Regions from separate parts of the Homo sapiens genome. Here region 2 is linked to region 1. A link is an interaction called in ENCODE POLR2A ChIA-PET data of the cell type or tissue named here. Cell type or tissue: PC-3. All regions are shown on one strand. Links, peaks and the distances in the headings refer to the core of each region. The heading gives the core; the rest is flanking DNA. Region 1 overlaps ARID4B (AT-rich interaction domain 4B). Region 2 overlaps ARID4B (AT-rich interaction domain 4B).

What was found. Peaks named below come from ENCODE experiments on the same cell type or tissue, not always from the same donor. Only the 100,000 strongest peaks of a DNase experiment are listed, where the experiment ranks them.
Region 2: POLR2A ChIA-PET joins it to region 1 with 23 read pairs; 5 of 35 experiments call an interaction of 5 or more read pairs at or near these places.

Annotation. Positions count from the first base shown.
Region 1 is chr1:235,292,318-235,301,059 of GRCh38, reverse strand. All of the region lies in intron 2 of ARID4B (AT-rich interaction domain 4B), which reads left to right. It also overlaps the pseudogene RPL23AP23. Among named protein-coding and RNA genes, the nearest start is that of ARID4B, 31 kb to the left of the region's middle. In PC-3, for the core only: no CTCF peak of the experiment used is centred there; a DNase peak (open chromatin) is centred at 4,909; H3K27ac peaks cover 895 bases.
Region 2 is chr1:235,222,489-235,231,230 of GRCh38, reverse strand. ARID4B (AT-rich interaction domain 4B) reads left to right here. Exons shown (of 24, transcript NM_016374.6): 10 at 42-118; 11 at 1,846-2,000; 12 at 6,456-6,528; 13 at 7,971-8,065. Among named protein-coding and RNA genes, the nearest start is that of MIR4753, 37 kb to the right of the region's middle. In PC-3, for the core only: no CTCF peak of the experiment used is centred there; no DNase peak of the experiment used is centred there.

The DNA of each region.
Region 1 (8,742 bases), core at 671-8,670:
AAAAAAAAAAAAAAAAAAAAAGAATACTTAAAAAAATGTATTGTTGGCTGGGCGTAGTGGCTCACGCCTATAATCCCAGCACTCTGGGAGGCCGAGGCAGGCAGATCATGAGGTCAAGAGATTGAGACCATCCTGGCCAATATAGTGAAACCCCGCCTCTACTAAAAATATACACACACAAAATTAGCTGGACGTGGTGGCATGCACCTGTAGTCCCAGCTACTCGGGAGGCTGAGGCAGGAGAATCGCTTGAACCTGGGAGGTGGAGGTTGCAGTGAGCTGAGATCGTGCCACTGCACTTCAGCCTGGCTACAGAGCGAGACTCTGTCTCACAAAAAATAAAAAAAAAAGTATTCTTGTAGTTCCTTTTTTCTCCTTGCAAGGCATCTTTAATGTAGAATAAGCTAAATATAGTAATAATAATAATAATTAAAAATGATGAAGTTTATTGAGTACTGCTTTGTATGTGTTATGTTGTCTTCTAAGCACAGATATCTCATTTAATCTTCATGATAGCACTATGAGAATACTTTAATTTTCCCTGTTTACAGATAGGGAAAATGGGGACCAGAGAAAGTTATAGAGCATAGAGTTGAACTCAATTTTGACCTCCAGAGTCTGTTTTTCTTTTTTTTTTTTTTATGAGACGGAGTCTCATTCTGTCGCCCAGGCTGGAGTGCAGTGGCATGATCTCGGCTCACTACAACCTCCACCTCCTGGGTTCAAGTGATTCTTGTGCCTCAGCCTCCCAAGTAGCTGGGATTGCAGGCACCCGCCACCCCACCTGGCTAAATTTTGTATTTTTTGGTAGAGATGGGGTTTTGCCATGTTGGCCAGGGTGTTCTCGGACTCCTGACCTCAAGCGGTTTGCCCGCCTCAGCCTCCCAAAGTGCTGGGATTACAGGTATGAGCCACTGTGCCTGGCCCAGAGCCTGTTTTTCTGACAGTCACACCGCTTATTGGTTGCTGGATAGAATGAAAAAGCAAATGGAAGTACCTCTCCCCACCAGTAGTTTTTCTGGGTTTCTTTTATGGGGGAGCGAGGGTAGAGTAACATGTGGGTAGAGGGACAGTGTTTCAGGAACCCATTTGGATATTTAAGAACAGGACTAAATACTTAAATTACTTCTGTGACAATAAAAAGATACCCAGGAAGCTACACTCTTTTTTAGTTCTATATTTTTTGCATCATACGTTTAAAAATTGGTTGCTCCTAAATGAAGCTTTAGAATCCTTTGCAAGATAGTACTACTGCTTCAAGCAGCTAACCACCAATGAACAAGAATTATGAGTTCAAACTCTGGCATAGACCAACCCCCTAACTTGGATCTCCTAACTCATAATCCAGAGTTCTTTTCCAGAGAACTGCTCCGCTTTTAAAAACCAGTGCCAGGATTCAGATCTCAAATGATACCATTAAACACTGATAGGCAAGAAGCATTTGTTTCTATGAGTAAATAACTCTCTGATGTATTAGAGGCTGGTGTTAATTTTTGACTAGGCTGAACTCTGAGCGTTTATTATTTCTTCAGGTATTAAACCTTCAGATAATTTCAAAAACACAGTTTAGGCCAGGCACAGTGGCTCACGCCTTTAATCTGAGTACTATGGGAGGCAGAGGTGGGTGGATAACAAGGTCAGGAGTTCAAGAAACCCCGTCTCTACTAAAAATACAAAAAATAGCTGGGCGTGGTGGTGGGCTCCTGTAATCCCAGCTACTCGGGCGGCTGAGGCAGGAGAATCGTTTGAACCCTGGAGGCGGAGGTTGCAGTGAGCCAAGATCACGCCATTGCACTCCAGCCTGGGTGACAGGGCAAGACTCTGTCTCAATAAAAAACAAAACCAAACCACAGTTTATCCCTTAGGAAAACACCAAAAAGCTTCTTATGTACATGAACTTGTATTAGGGTCACACTTTAAGGTGGCTCTAGAAAGTATAATGAGAGACTTACAGTAAGACTGCTTTTTTTTTGACGTGGCATCTCACTTTGTTGTCTAGGCTGGCTTGGAACTCCTGGGTTCAAGCCATCCTCTTGCCTCTGCCTCCCGAGTAGCTTTACAGGAGGATTACAGGTGTATGCCACTGTGCTGGGCTGAGACTGCAGTTTTTAATGAATGAAATGCCACTGTGCTGGGCTGAGACTGCAGTTTTTAATGAATGAAATGCCTCTGTGCATGGATTGAAGCCAGCTTTTATGGCAAACATTAACAGTATGGTTTGGTTCCCCATCTCTGTGCCCCTTGAGTTATAACTTAAATTGTTCTGATTGTAGTATTAACTGTGATTAGGTGTTGATGAAAGAGATATGGAGTTCTAATTAAGTAAAATGAAGATCTCAAATAAAATTGAAGTAGAATGAAACGCTATATGTAAATACAATTCTGCTAAACAAATATTTAACTGTGGATAGGCACAGTGACTTTATAATGCAGATAGTCATTTTCATATATATGGATATATATAAATATACATTATATTCATATATATGGATATATATAAATATACATTGTATTCATATATATGGATATATATAAATATACGTTATATTCATATATATGGATATATATAAATATACGTTATATTCATATATATGGATATATATAATGTAATACGGTAATTGATTTTTAGACTAAATATATAAGTTGAAACATAACATTTTCTAATTTTTGGAAAATTAGTGGTGTTAATTCTGGAGACTAGTAAAAATAAATGATTAGAGACGAATACACTTCATGGTAACAAACATGCTGGTGATACAGCTTTAAAACTTTATGGAAATTTACAACATACAAAAATAAAGTTCACTGATGTTTTACATATTCATGGCCTAGCATCACCAGTTGCCAATATTTTGCCATCTTGGTATTATCTGTTTCACTCTGCTGCCCCTCTTCTCTCCTTTCTCCCTCACCATGTAGCATTTTAAAGCAAATTCCAGATATCATTTCACCCATATGTATTTCGGTATGTATCTCTGACACACTTGAACTTTCCTTTCATAGTACAACTGTCATACCATTGTCACAATGAATAACATTAACATTAATTCCTTAATGGCATCTGGTAGCAAGAACATGTTCAGATTAGCCTGTCTCTAAAATGTCTTTGCAATTTGTTCGTTTACATTAGGACCCAAATAAAGTCTTCATATTGCAGTTGGAAGATACGGTTCTAAATGGTCTCTTAAATCTCCACCCTTTTCATGCCCTTTATTTGATGAAGAAACTGTTATTTAACCTGTAGAATTTCCCACATTCTGTTTGGCTGATTACATCTTTGTGGTTTGGTTTAACCCCTGTAATTTCCTGTAAACTGAACATTCGTTCTAGAGGGTATTTTTTTTTGGTGAGCATTGTTTATAAGAGGTGCTGTATTCTTTCTATTAGTTACCATCATGAGGTTGGTTCACTTTCAGTATTGCTGGGATTGGTCAGTGGTTTTAGATTATGTTGGCTTGATCTATCCTTTATAAAGTTCTTATCAACTTTCACACAAAGGTTTTCGCAGCATCTGAGGATTGTTGACTAGATCCATTATATAAGGATTGCAAAACGGTGATTTTGGAATTATATCACTCCTACATTTATTAGTTGAAATTCTTTTGTAAAGAAAACTTTTATTTCATGTATTTACTGTCTTTAAAATCTAGAAGTGGAGGCTATAAAAATTTAATTCCTCTCCCACCTCGTTTTGCCAGTTTTTATAATAATGAGTTGGTGTCCTAGGAACCCACTAAAACGACCAGTAAATTTTTCTTCTTTCTTTTATTATTTTTAGTGTTAGGGATTTTTATGTATGTGATGTGTTTTAATCCATTGTAGTTGCTGTTTTTCATGTTTCAATTGTCTCATCTTTGGCCAGTTGGAACCCCTTCAGATGGGTTCCTGTGTTCTTTTGAATATTGTCCCATCGGTTTTCAATAACTTACTCTCTTTCTGGCACAAGGGATATCAGGTTCACTTTGTACATTTCCTGCTCCGCATCTGGAATCAGCTATTTCTTTAAGGAACCCTGGTTGCTGAGACATTAATGACATCAAATATATATATAAAAAGAAAAGAACAAGTAGCCCTGGTTTTCTCAAGTGGGAAATGGTTTTTAGAGATCACAATCAGGGTGTTAAGGGTGCTCATTGCTGCTGGGTTGGTCATGACTTCTATGGTTTTTTAGTATTTAGATACAGGAAGTACTCTCTCCCTTCCTTCCCTCCCTCCTTCCTCCCTTCCTTCCTTCCTTCCTTCCTTCCTTCCTTCCTTCCTTCCTTCCTCCTTTTTTTTTTTTTTAATTAGAGTAAATTATGGCTGGGTGAGGTGGCTCACTCCTGTAACCTAAGCACTCTGGGAGGCTGAGGTGGGCGGATCACTTGAGCCCAGGAGTTCGAGACTAGCCTGGGCAACATGGCAAAACCCTGTCTCTACAAAAAGCTCAAAAAAATTAGCCAGGCATGGTGGTGTGTGCCTATAGTCCCAACTACTTGGGAAGATCACCCGAGCCTGGAGGTCAAGGCTGCAGTGAGTTGAGATTGTGCCACTGCACCCTAGCCTGGGTGATAGAGTGAGACCCTGTCTCAAAAAAAAAGAGAAGAATAAATTTTCAATTCATACTGATATTTCCAGTTTTCATGAAAAATTACAGAGGTTTTGTTTAACTTATTTTATGATTTATTTATTTATTTTATGGTGAAAAATATGTCTATTTAGTGTTAGCCAGCTGGGCTCACTTTAGATGATCCCAATTTTGTTGGCAACGTCATCATAGTCAGGAACCGGTAGAACATGGGCCTTCTTTCCATCAGGCCTGATCAGGGTGTTGATATTGGCCATGTCAGTGCCACAGAGCTTTTTCTTAGCCTGTTTGATCTGGTATTTGTTGGCCTTGACATCCACAGTGAACACAAGAATGTTGTTGACTTTCTGTTCTTTTCATGGCTGACTCAGTGGTCAGGGGAAACTTGATAGCATAGTGGTCAAGCTGGTTTCTCCTGGACTGGACCAGTCTTCCAAGGATATTTGGGCTGCCTCCAGAACAGCAGCAGTGTTTTGGGCTGTCCTTAGGTGGGTGACGTGAAGATCTTCTCTTTTTTGTGTGGCTGTGGATACGGATACCTTTCAGCACTGCTGTTTTGGCCTTTAGAGCCTTTGGTTTGGCTTTGACGTTGGGAGAGCAGGGGCTTCCCTCTTTGCCTGTGATGCCTTCTTGATGAGTACAGCCATGTAACTTCTTTTATAGTTGTGTCTTTTTTTTTTTTTGGGACGTAGTCTCGCTCTGTTGTCCAGGCTGGAGTGCAGTGGCGTGATCTTGGCTCACCGCAACCTCCACCTCCCAGGTTCAAGCGATTCCCCTGCCTCAGCCTCCCGAGTAGCTGGGATTATAGGCACCCTCCACCATGCCTGGCTAATTTTTGTATTTTTAGTAGAGTCAGGGTTTCACTATATTGGCCAGGCTGATCTCGAACTCCTGACCTCCGGATCCGCCTGCCTTGGCCTCCCAAAGTGCTGGGATTACAGGCGTGAGCCTCCGTGCCTGGCCTTTTTTTTTTTTAAATTGAGATGGAGTCTTGCTTTGTCCCCCCGCAGGCTAGAGTGCAGTGGCATGATCTCGGCTCACTACAACCTCTGCCTCCCAGGTTCAAGCAATTCTCCTGCCTTAGCATCCCAAGTAGCTGGGATTACAGGCACGTGCCACCATGCCTGGCTAATTTTTGTATTATTATTAGAGACCAGGTTTTGCCATGTTGGCCAGGCCGGTCTCGAACTCTGGACCTCAAGTGATCTACCTGCCTTAGCCTCCCAAAGTGGTGGGATTACAGGCGTGAGCCACTATGCCCGGCCTATATCATTTTTTATCTTATGCTAAAAATGTTGGTTCCTAACAACATTAACATTATATTATACATATAACACATATTAGCTTTGAGATAACAATACCATAATGTAGTTTGAGATTCCTTTGTCTGTCTATTTACATCCTTAGGCTGTATTCCAGTAGGGATGTAAGCTCAGAATACTTTTTAAATGAAAATAAAATTTTATAAATTTTAATAAAAAATAATATTTTAAATAAATATTAATATTTAAGATACTTGAAATAATAATTCTCTGTGTATTTATGTCAGCAGTTGAAAATAGAACATTTACTTCAGTTTGGTTTTGGTTTCTAAGGAGTGCTGTTTTTTCCTTTTCAATTTTTTTGATGTAAAATATTTACATGGTTTCAAAATGTTGAGCATATTTTTAAAAAGATATGGCTGGGCACGGTGGCTTGCGCCTGTAACCCCAGCAATTTGGGAGGCTGAGGCGGGCGGATAACTTGAGGTCAGGAGTTCAAGACCAGCCTGGCCAACATGGTGAAACCCCGTCTCTACTAAAAATACAAAAAATCAGCCGGGTGTGGTAGCAAGCGCCTGTAATCCCAGCTGCTCAGGAGGCTTGAACCCCTGGGTTCAAGCGGGAGAATTGCTTGAACCCCTGGGTTCAAGCGGGAGAATTGCTTGAACCCCTGGGTTCAAGCGGGAGAATTGCTTGAACCCCTGGGTTCAAGCGGGAGAATTGCTTGAACCCCTGGGTTCAAGCGGGAGAATTGCTTGAACCCCTGGGTTCAAGCGGGAGAATTGCTTGAACCCCTGGGTTCAAGCGGGAGAATTGCTTGAACCCGGGAGGCGGAGGTTGCAGTGAGCCGAGATCACACCTCTGCACTCCAGCCTGGGTGACAGAGTAAGACTCTGTCTCAAAAAAAAAAAAAAAAAAATGCTGCTGGTTTGCATATCATTATTCTGCCCATATCCTATCAGTAACGAAAGAGGTATTATTTTACTGTATGTTTTTACTTAAAATTTAATTTATGCTTACATTAATTTTTAAAGGTTCAGATTTGAAAGTCCAGTGTCAATTTTCCAGGTGGCCAGGTGGTACTAGATGTCAGTAAATAGTTCTTGTTTATATATTGCGTTTTATAATTTTAAATATTTTACTGGGTTTTGGACATATTGTATGTCAATAGAAGGCAACTGGAACTCTAATTTTAGAAACTAAGATTATGATATTTGTAGATGATCAGTTTTACTCCTTGTAGTCCACCCCCTCCAATTACTTAATAACTATTTTAAGATGTTTTACAGTCTAATATACTGAAATTTCTGACATAAAGTCAGACTTCCAGATTACATTGCTTAAATTTGCCAAACTAGGCATTTTTCTGGTGGAGGAGAAAGGAATCTTTTCCTAAAAGTCTGGTATATATATATTTTTTGCTTAATGCCTAGTTACCATGGAAATAGATGTTAGAATCAGCTCTTAAGTAGGTAGGTAGTGACAAACTGGCTGTATTGCTGAATTGAGTTGCTAGACTGTATTTGGCCCTTTCCTGCTTTCATCTTTCCACCTTCTCTTTCATCATTTTTTTTTTTTGGTTTATGTGCTTTTTAGAATATTCTATATAGTTAAATCCAAACTTGACTTAACCTAGGTTTGAGCAACAATTTGCTTTTGCTTACAATTTATACTATCTATAGGTAGACATTTTACCTCATATTTACATATGTATAGTATAAGTAGATAATTGTACTGACTTGGCACATCAGCTGTTAATGCTTTTAAGAAAAGGTCTGGAAAGACCTGTAACAAGTTAATAGTGATGGTCTCTAGCTGGTGACAGTATAGAAAATGTTTAATGTCTACTTTGTGAAGTTACAATGTTTGGTTTTTAAAATGAGCATGTACTACTTCATTATATAAAATTTTTTTACTTGTAGAAGTTTGTGTTAATGATCAGTATTTAAAATATAGTAAAAAATAAGAGAGGAAAAGTGGAAATCCTCTAGTAGCATATATTTTTTTGGCCTTAACTTTGACGTTTGTGTGATGTTGATCTTTAGTTACTGCGCTTCGGTACTGAGGATAGCAGCACCTATGTCATAGTGTTGCTGAGATGAAATGAGATTACTAAAGCATAATGCTTGGCACAAGGGGAGCAGTTAATAAAATAGGAGCTCTGGTTTTTGTGGATCTTAGATTTGCTGCCCTGTAGGTTTTGGGAAGGAGTAGTCTGGCTCTACAGGAATGAGGAATGTATTGTGGAGTCTTAGAAGAGCTATCTACGTATTCATTTGAATCCACAACCTTCCCTCGGAGCTTTCTTCTTGACTATGTAGTTCTACTTTAGCTTTTCTCTTCTGTCAGTATATTTCTAGTCATTTCCAGTTTTCTGCTCAGCAGAGACTTTGGGGTCCATGTTGTACCTGTTCTGTTACTGTTACATAAAAGTAGATCTATAAATTTATCTTGTTAGTAATCAAAAAAGTTAAAGTTCAAGTTTTATGCATATTCTGGATGAGTTTTACCTTACCCAACCTTTAATTTGGTCATGTGATTGAAAAAAAGATTTTTTAGGGGTTCCTTTTCCTATCACTGTAGATGGAAAATTTGGAATTTTTTTTTTTTTTTTTGAGACACAGTCTCACCCTGTCCCTCAGGCTGGAGTGCAGTGGCATGATCTCAACTCACTGCAGCCTCTGCCTCCCGGGTTCAAGCGTTCCTCCTGCCTCAGCCTCCCAAGTAGCTGGGATTACAGGCATGAGCCACCACAACTGGCTACTTTTGTTGTATTTTTAGTAGAGATGGGGTTTCACCATGTTGGACAGGCTGTTCTTGAACACCTGACCTCAAATGATCCACCTGCCTTGGCCTCCCAAAGTGCTGGGATTACAGGCGTGAGCCACTGCACCCAGCCAAAACTTGGAATTT
Region 2 (8,742 bases), core at 352-8,351, 70 kb after region 1:
TGGGTTTTTTTTCTTCTCTTATAATTAAAAAAAATATATAGTACTTCAGTTCCAAGAAAAGATGTCCATGAAATTACTAGTGACACTGCACCAAAGCCTGATGCTGTTTTAAAGCAAGGTAAGGATAATCTTGGAATAAATTACAAGTACTGTAAAAACTGCTAAAGTGTTTTTGAAGATTAAATTTTTCTTTGCTCTTTAAAATTTTTCTTTAAATTATGTTTTTATGGTTATATTTGGTTCCTTGTGACCTTTATTTTTATAAACCCATGTGTCTTCTGTGTTATAAGTTTCCTTTTCTTTTTTTTTTTTGGAGACAGAGTCTTGCTCTGTCGCCCAGGGTGGAGTGGCGCAATCTCGGCTCACTGCAACCTCTGCCTCCTGGGTTCAAGCAATTCTCTTGCCTCAGCCTCCCGAGTAACTGGGACTACAGGCACACGCCGCCATGCCCGGCTAATTTTTTGTTATTTTAATAGAGCTGGGGTTTCACCGTGTTGCCCAGGCCGGTCTCGAACTCCTGAGCTCAGGCAGTCCACCTGCCTCAGCCTCCCGAAGTGCTAGGATTACAGGTGTGAGCCACTGCGCCCAACCATAGGTTTCCTTTTTTTTTCTGGTTTTTTTTTTTTTTTTTTTTTTAGCTTATAGTCAGGCATAATAATCTAGAATAATGGGAGAGAACTGTGTAGTCAGCTGTTACTATAATCTAGCTTTTGCCTGGTAAATAAAATATTAGTTTCTGGGAATGGTAGAAGAAAGGAATCAAAGTAACTTTGTGTTGTTGTTTTTTTTGTTTTGTTTTGTTTTGTTTTGTTTTGTTTTTTTGAGATGGAGTCTTGCTCTGTCGCCCAGGTTGCAGTGCAGTGGTACAATCTCGGTGCACCCTCCACCTCCCGGGTTCAAGCGATTGTCCTGCCTCAGTCTCCCAAGTAGCTGGGACTATAGGGGCCCACCACTATGCCCGGCTAATTTTTGTGTTTTTAGTAGAGACAGAGTTTCACCATTGACCAGGCTGGTATCAAACTCCTGAGCTCAGGCAGTCCACCCGCCTTGGCCTCCTAAGTGCTGGGATTACAGGCATAAGCCATCACGCCTGACTGAGGAATCAAAGTAATTTTGGTTTGGTATTTCTCACTAATGAATGTACATCCTTAACCACAAGGCTCCAGTAGTTTTATTTGAGGAATATGTGGTAATTGCATCTGTCACTTGATTTTTGGCACTGTAAATAGTTGTCTTCTCTTTGCCCTTATTCCTTGAATTCAGTAATATGCTATGTAGATTGGTTAAAATCATCAAGATTTTTTGGTATATAATTTATTCCCATATATTATAAAATGAGAATAATTGTGTCTAGCTAATTTTAGTTGAAGGTAATTGTTACCATAGTTTTAATTGAAGTTCAACTGAAAATGTAAAAATCATGTGTGGTCAGTTTTCAGGTATTGTATATTTATTTTAATGGCTCTGTGCCTGGTATTAATACTGTTTGATAATTGTTTGTTGCATAAGATATTACATGATTTCCTGTATTAAAGGTTTTTACTAGTGAAGCTTAATCTTTGTTTAAAAGAATAAAACTGCTGTTCTTTTATTTATTTAAACTTAAGTAATCTTCCAATGGTGGCAGTTTTGCCATCTATAAAATGACTACCTAATGCATAGGATGGATAGGATTAAATATATTGCTACATTTAAAAGCACTTAACACAGTTTCTGGTACATAGCAAACAATAAATGTCAGTGGTATTAGCACAGTAGTTTTTATTTCTTTATCGTGTTTAATACTTTTTGAGAAAACAATTGTCTTAATTTCTTCAGTTCATGTACCTTGTGGTCTGTTTCCAGCCTTTGAACAGGCACTTGAATTTCACAAAAGTAGAACTATTCCTGCTAACTGGAAGACTGAATTGAAAGAAGATAGCTCTAGCAGTGAAGCAGAGGAAGAAGAGGAGGAGGAAGATGATGAAAAAGAAAAGGAGGATAATAGCAGTGAAGAAGAAGTAAGTGAAAACAGTTGATACCTTTTAAAATTATAAATAACAGTTGGGTTTCCCTTGTGGGTTAGGATTTGGCATTAAGTCATTACTCATATAAGTATTTTTAGTATGAGAAATATTTCATAATCTTGTATTTGAGATCCTCATAATCAGATAGTTTACTTGGTTACTTTAGATATATGATCTTGTGAAATAGAAAATATTAAGCCTGATTTTCCTAATAACCTCAAAAACATGTCTTAGTCTTCCTATGCTTTTTTTAATGAGATGATTAAGAAAGTATCCACCAGGCTGGGCGCAGTGGCTCAGGCCTGTAATCCCAGCACTTTGGGAGGCCAAGGCAGGCGGATCACGAGGTCAGGAGATCGAGACCATCCTGGCTAACACAGCGAAACCCCGTCTTTACTAAAAATACAAAAAATTAGCCGGGGGTGGTGGTGGGCACCTGTAGTCCCAGCTACTCGGTAGGCTGAGGCAGGAGAATGGCATGAAACCGAGAGACGGAGCTTGCAGTGAGCCAAGATCGCGCCACTGCACTCCAGCCTGGGCGACAGAGCGAGACTCTGTCTCAAAAAAAAAAAAAAAACGAGAACAAAAACAAAAAAACTTACCATCTAGGCCAGGCACGGTGACTCACGACCATAATCGTAGCACTTTGGGAGGGCAAGGCAGGTGGCTAACTTGAACTCAGGAGTTTGAGACCAGACTGGGCAACATGGTGAAACCCCATCTCAACAAAAATAAAAATAAAAATAATTAGCAGGGCATGTCAGTGCACTCCAGCCCCAGTGCACTCAGTAGCCCCAGCTACTGAGGAGGCTGTGTTGGGAGGACGGCCTGAGCCCTGGAGGTGGAGGTTGCAATGAGCCGTGAATTTACCACTGCCCTACATCCTGGGTGACAGAGTGAGACCCTGTCTTATTAAAAAAAAAAAAAAAAAAAAAAAAAGAACCTACCTACCTAATTCTTTAAAATGCTTTTCATTACCATGTTGACAGCTGTCACCTCATGAAATGCTTACATCTCCATATTTTATTGATTAACCCAGAAAAGTATAAAATACATCTTTCATTTAATATTTAAAAGAAAAATCAGGCCGGGTACTGTGGCTCATGCTGGGATGACTAATCCTAGCACTCTGTGAGGCCGAGGCGGGCAGATCATGAGATCAGGAGTTCGAGGCCAGCTTGGCTAACATGGTGAAACCCCGTCTCTTACTAAAAATACAAAATAATTAGCCAGGTGTGGTGGTGGACACCTGTAATCCCAGCTACTCGGGAGGCTGAGGCAGTAGAATTGCTTGAACCCGGGAGGCGGAGCTTGCAGTGAGCTGAGATTGCGCCATTGTTCTCCAGCCCGGGTGACAGTAGGAGACCCCGTCTCAAAAAAAAAAAAAAAAAAAATAGCAGAAAAGTAAAGATCAATATCTCTTTGATTCAGAGAATCTTGAATCATTTTATCTAAGACAAATGGGTAGATAGTTCTGATTAGATCATAAATAAGCCATAAAATATGGCTCAAAGAGCTCAAATTTTGGATTTTATTTTACCTGGAGCTTTAGATCTGGCAGTGACAAGGTACTCTTTAATGGTTTGCTGAACAGCCTCGTAAAAGTTAATGAGTGGTGCAGATAGTGAAGGCTGCTATATTTGACCATGAAATGAAATGTATTTAATGTGTTTAGTAAATTAATTGGTCAGTATGTAATACTTTAGGTAAGTTATGAAATTCTGCCTTTTAACTGTAGTAAAGTATTAATGAAATGAGATTGTTTTGGAGGTTATATTTTAGGGTGTAGTGATCTGTAATGACAATGTATAATGTAGAAATTTCCCTGCTTCAGTCTTCTCCCTGACTGCTTTCTATTTAAATTGCTAAAATCAGCAATCATTCCCTTGCTGCTAAAAACCTCCTGAGTAGCTTTTTGTCACTGTAAAAGTTAAGCTTTCATATAGAATCTCCTTTATAGTCCAATTCCTGCCTCAATTTTTTCTCATCATTTCCCTTTCTGTGTCCTCCCCCTTGAACTTTATGCTATAGCAATGTCAAATTACATATGTTGCTGCTACTCACCTTTGCATATGCTAGTACCTCTGTAGGCACCACCTTTTCCTCCCCTCCTTCCTTAGTCAGCATGGTACATTCCTGTTCAATTTTCAGAACCCTACTTAGGTGCCATCTCTCTAAAGAGAAACCTGTGAACCATCACCTCCCTCACCTCAGGAAAGCACCAGTTCATTTGCTAGTCTAAACTACTACTGCTCCTGGCAGGCACGGTGGGTCATGCCTGTAATCCCAGCACTTTGGGAAGCTGACGCTAGCGGATCACCTGAGGTCAGGAGTTTGAGACCAGTCTGGCCAACATGGTGAAACCCCGTCTGTACTAAAAATACAAAAATTAGCTGGGTGTGGCTGGGCGCGGTGGCTCACGCCTGTAATCCCAGCACTTTGGGAGGCCAAGGCAGGCAGATCACCTGAGGTCAGGAGATCGAGACCATCCTGGCTAACATGGTGAAACCCTGTCTCTACTAAAAACACCAAAAAATTAGCCGGGCATGGTGGTGGACGCCTGTAGTCCCAGCTACTCAGGAGGCTGAGGCAGGAGAATGGTGTCAACCCGGGAGGCGGAGCTTGCAGTGAGCCGAGATCACGCCACTGCACTCCAGCCTGGGTGACAGAGCCAGACTCCATCTAAAAAAAAAAAAATTAGCTGGGCGTGGTGGCAGGTGCCTGTTATCCCAGCTACTAGGGAGGCTGAGGCAGCAGGATTGCTTGAACCCAGGAAGCGGAGGTTGCAGTGAGCCGAGATGACACCACTGCACTCCAGCCTGGGCGACAGAGCAAGACTCTGTCTCAAAAACAAGACAAAACAAAAAAAGAATTACTACTGCTCCTTATACATATTTTTGTCATTTATATTTATTGTCTATTTTTTCTTCCCCACGAATTTGTAAGTTCCTTAAAGTTAGGAATGCTGTCTTACTCGTATTCATACTTAAAGTGTCTGTCATAGTGTGTAAAATATAACAGATGATAAATAGCTACCAAACCTTTTGGTGCTTAGTGTTTTCACAAGTGTTTTTGTAAAAGCAAATCTGTAGTGTAGTGTAAACATTTTCTTGAGTTAAAAGCTTACCTTAAATGTTTTTGGAATAGGAAAAATTGTGCTGTTTATTAAAGTTAAATATTGTACCATGGGAACATTTAAGATAACATCTAGAAAATAGATGTCCTTAGATTTGTATTTGATCACCTTACCAAAACCTGAATGTATGGAGTGTGTTTAAATTGAGAAATACAGATTCATCATTAGCAAATTAATGGTTGTCATTTATTTTTCTCTGCCCAATTAGAAAACCTAATAGTTGATCAACATAGGCTTTAAAAAAAAAATTACCTTTCTTTGTTGTACTAGCTTTTAAATTAAAAAGACAATCTCGCTAAAGCAGTGGCATTAGGCACATGATTTTCCAAATTGAAAAATGCTATGTTTTTATTTATTTAGATTACCAGTTGAATATCCTAACTTTTACTGTTACAAATCTGTATATTTAAGCCAGAGTAACTGTAAAGCCTAGCTGTATATTTGGAATCATTTTCTCTGCAGTTACTCCTAATCATGTTCTGTAACAGTAGGCTCCATAGCCTATTTTTTCTTTTATTTGATTCAGCACCTGGCATAGTACCTACACTTACAGGTGCTCAAGTGTTTGTTGAATGGATGAAAGTCATTGAATTGGTGAGTTCCTCAATCTTAACCTACTACCCTGCTCCTTGCAGGTTGCTTCAGGACCAGCTCCCTGCTGCCACAGCCCTTGGCCACAGCAGCAAGAAGCTAGTCCTTCCCTTGTAATTGATAAATTGGGGAACTATTTTATTACTTGAAGATTTCCCTAAGTCTGAATCTTCAGGTATTGTAGATCAAATTTGTTCCCCACTTTACTGATTATGTAAGCTTGAAGTATATACAGTGGGGCTGCATAAAATGAAGGATACTTGCAGTCAGCTAATGGGACCCATACTTTTATAGTACCTTGAGGAGCAATAATAGAATTAGTTTTGATGTTTAACTCTGATCCAGTTTCGCATAAGTTGAGAGTAGGTATTCTTGAACCTGTGATCCTGATTTGAAAAATAGCTCTCTCATATGGTAAAAAAAACAAAACAAAACAAAACAAAACCACGAACAGTCTTGCTAGTCCCTTTTCTCATATGGGAATTTTTACTGTGGGGATTCTAACTATTGGGATACTTTTTAAGGCATATTCCTCTATAAAACATAAAATGTCTAGACTTACCTGGTTTTGAACAGCTTAGTGTTAAAAGAGTAACTTTGATTACGTAAAAAGCCTTTGAAGTATTTTAATGAACACTAGTCTTTGCTATTGGTAAGAAATCTGCTTGTTTTATTAAAATGCTTAATTGAAGAAAATAATATTCTTCTGTGATTAAAATTAGGAAGAAATAGAACCATTTCCAGAAGAAAGGGAGAACTTTCTTCAGCAATTGTACAAATTTATGGAAGATAGAGGTGAGTATTTTTTATTTATCATTAACGTGGTAAGTTTTGGACAGATAATTAGTATCTTAAAAATAAGAATAGAATTTTGTTTACTGAACTTTATGTCATCAGTAATTATGGCTGTCTTTTTGACTCTGATATCACCAGCACCTAGCATAGCGCCTGTCACGTAACAAGTAGAATGAGGAATTTGATAGCATTTTGACAGATATTGTGGCTATGGACACATAAATGCACTTATTACCCTGTCCTGCCAATCCCTTTACCTATCCATGGGTCCCTAAAGAACAGTAGCAAAATGGGAATTAAGCCAGAAATAGATAAAGAAGTGTGACAAAGTCTCAAAAGTGAGCCTTGGCTCAGCTTATTTAATCTGCCAGAAGCTGCTAAGGCCACGGAAGGATTGAAGGAAGAAGAATAACTTAGGGTAATGAACTAATCCTTCCGTAACCTCAACACTGTTATTCTCTAGCTTATCTTCTTGGTCAGAGTCTACTTTCTTCTTTTCTGGGAAGATGCTTGTAAGGGAGTAAGGAGAGGCTTTCTAGCTGGAAGGGAAGGGCAAAATGAATGATTAGTGTTTGGAAACACCACAATACTCTGGGAATTGAACGTTTTCTAAATCCCTGATTGTAATGCTGATGAGTAGAAACTGACTCTGTTTGTCATGTTTAGTTTTCATAAATGATAACAACGCCTAACACAATATAAGTATATTTTCTTTTTCAATATAAAATGTCTTTGATTCTTGTATTATTTCTTTACATGAATGGAGGGTTGGCCTAAGAAGTATGCTGTTTCATAGGCTCTTGTATAAGATAAATGAAAAAGCAAAGAAAATGAATAAAATCTAATACTAGAAAAGAATGAAAAAATATGATTAAGCCAGTCATATATTTTGTAGAAATGGCCATATGAGGCATTGTACCCCTACCCTGTTACCTCCTCTACCACTTTCTCATGGTTTGTTTGATTTAGCATCCTTGCCTTGCGTTTTCTTGTGTTAGAATGAAAAAAAAAAAAAAATGTAGCTTTACTATAGAATCATTATTTAGAGTAGTAGTAAATTGGTAAAATACAAAGAAAATGCCATAAAAGTAACTCTTATTGGGAAGCAGTTATCTAGTATTTCTTCCCTCAGCAGAGGGAAGAAAGTAGAATGAAAATAAAAGGTTTCAAGAATCTGGTTATGGTTTTTAAAATTTAAAAAATTTTAAAGTGGCCATGGGCTTATTTATGTGTAGATACCATGTCTTTGATTAACAAGATAATTTCTCATATATATATATACATATATATGTATATATACACACACATATATATACGTGTATATATATATATACGTGTATATATATATAAAATACTATAAATACTTGTATTATTTGAATCTTTTGAAATTTTAAATTAAAAATGTAGTGTGGATCTAATATAGTTTGTGTTTTCTGTAACAGGTACACCTATTAACAAACGACCTGTACTTGGATATCGAAATTTGAATCTCTTTAAGTTATTCAGACTTGTACACAAACTTGGAGGATTTGATAATGTGAGTGTTGTAGTCAAACTGAAACATCTTTTTCATGTAACATGTTTTCTCAGGTATCTGCCATCTCTGAAATTGTTTTTCTAAACAACAAAACAAAGTTTTTCAGTAAAAACCTAAGAAGAAGATAAAGTGGAAAGTACAGCTAGCCTCCTCAGACAAAATTTAAATTTTAAAGATTTTTTAGGCCAGGCATGGTGGCTCATGCCTGCAACCCCAACACTTTGGGAGGCTGAGGCGGGTAGATCACTTTAGGCCAGGAGTTCAAGAACAGCCTGGCCAACATAGCAAAACCCCATCTCTACAAAGAATACAAAAATCAGCCAGACGTGGTGACGCACGCTTGTAATCCCAGCTACATGGCAGGCTGAGGCACGAGAATCGCTTGAACCCAGGAGACAGAGATTACAGTGAACCAAGATTGCACCGCTGGACTGCATTCCAGCCTGCGTGACAGAATGAGACTCTGTCTCAAAAAAAAAAAAAAAAAGATTTTTTTTCATATCAGCTTTCTGATTACTGTTAAATTGGTCAATCTTTCATAAACCTTCTTTTTTTATCTGAGTCACAGCACAGCCATATTGGTGGAAATCCTTCCTGTGTCTCTTTTTCATTAGACAGTATGCTCCTTAAGAGCAGGGATCTGTCTTAATATTCTGTATATTCTTAATCCCTTTCAG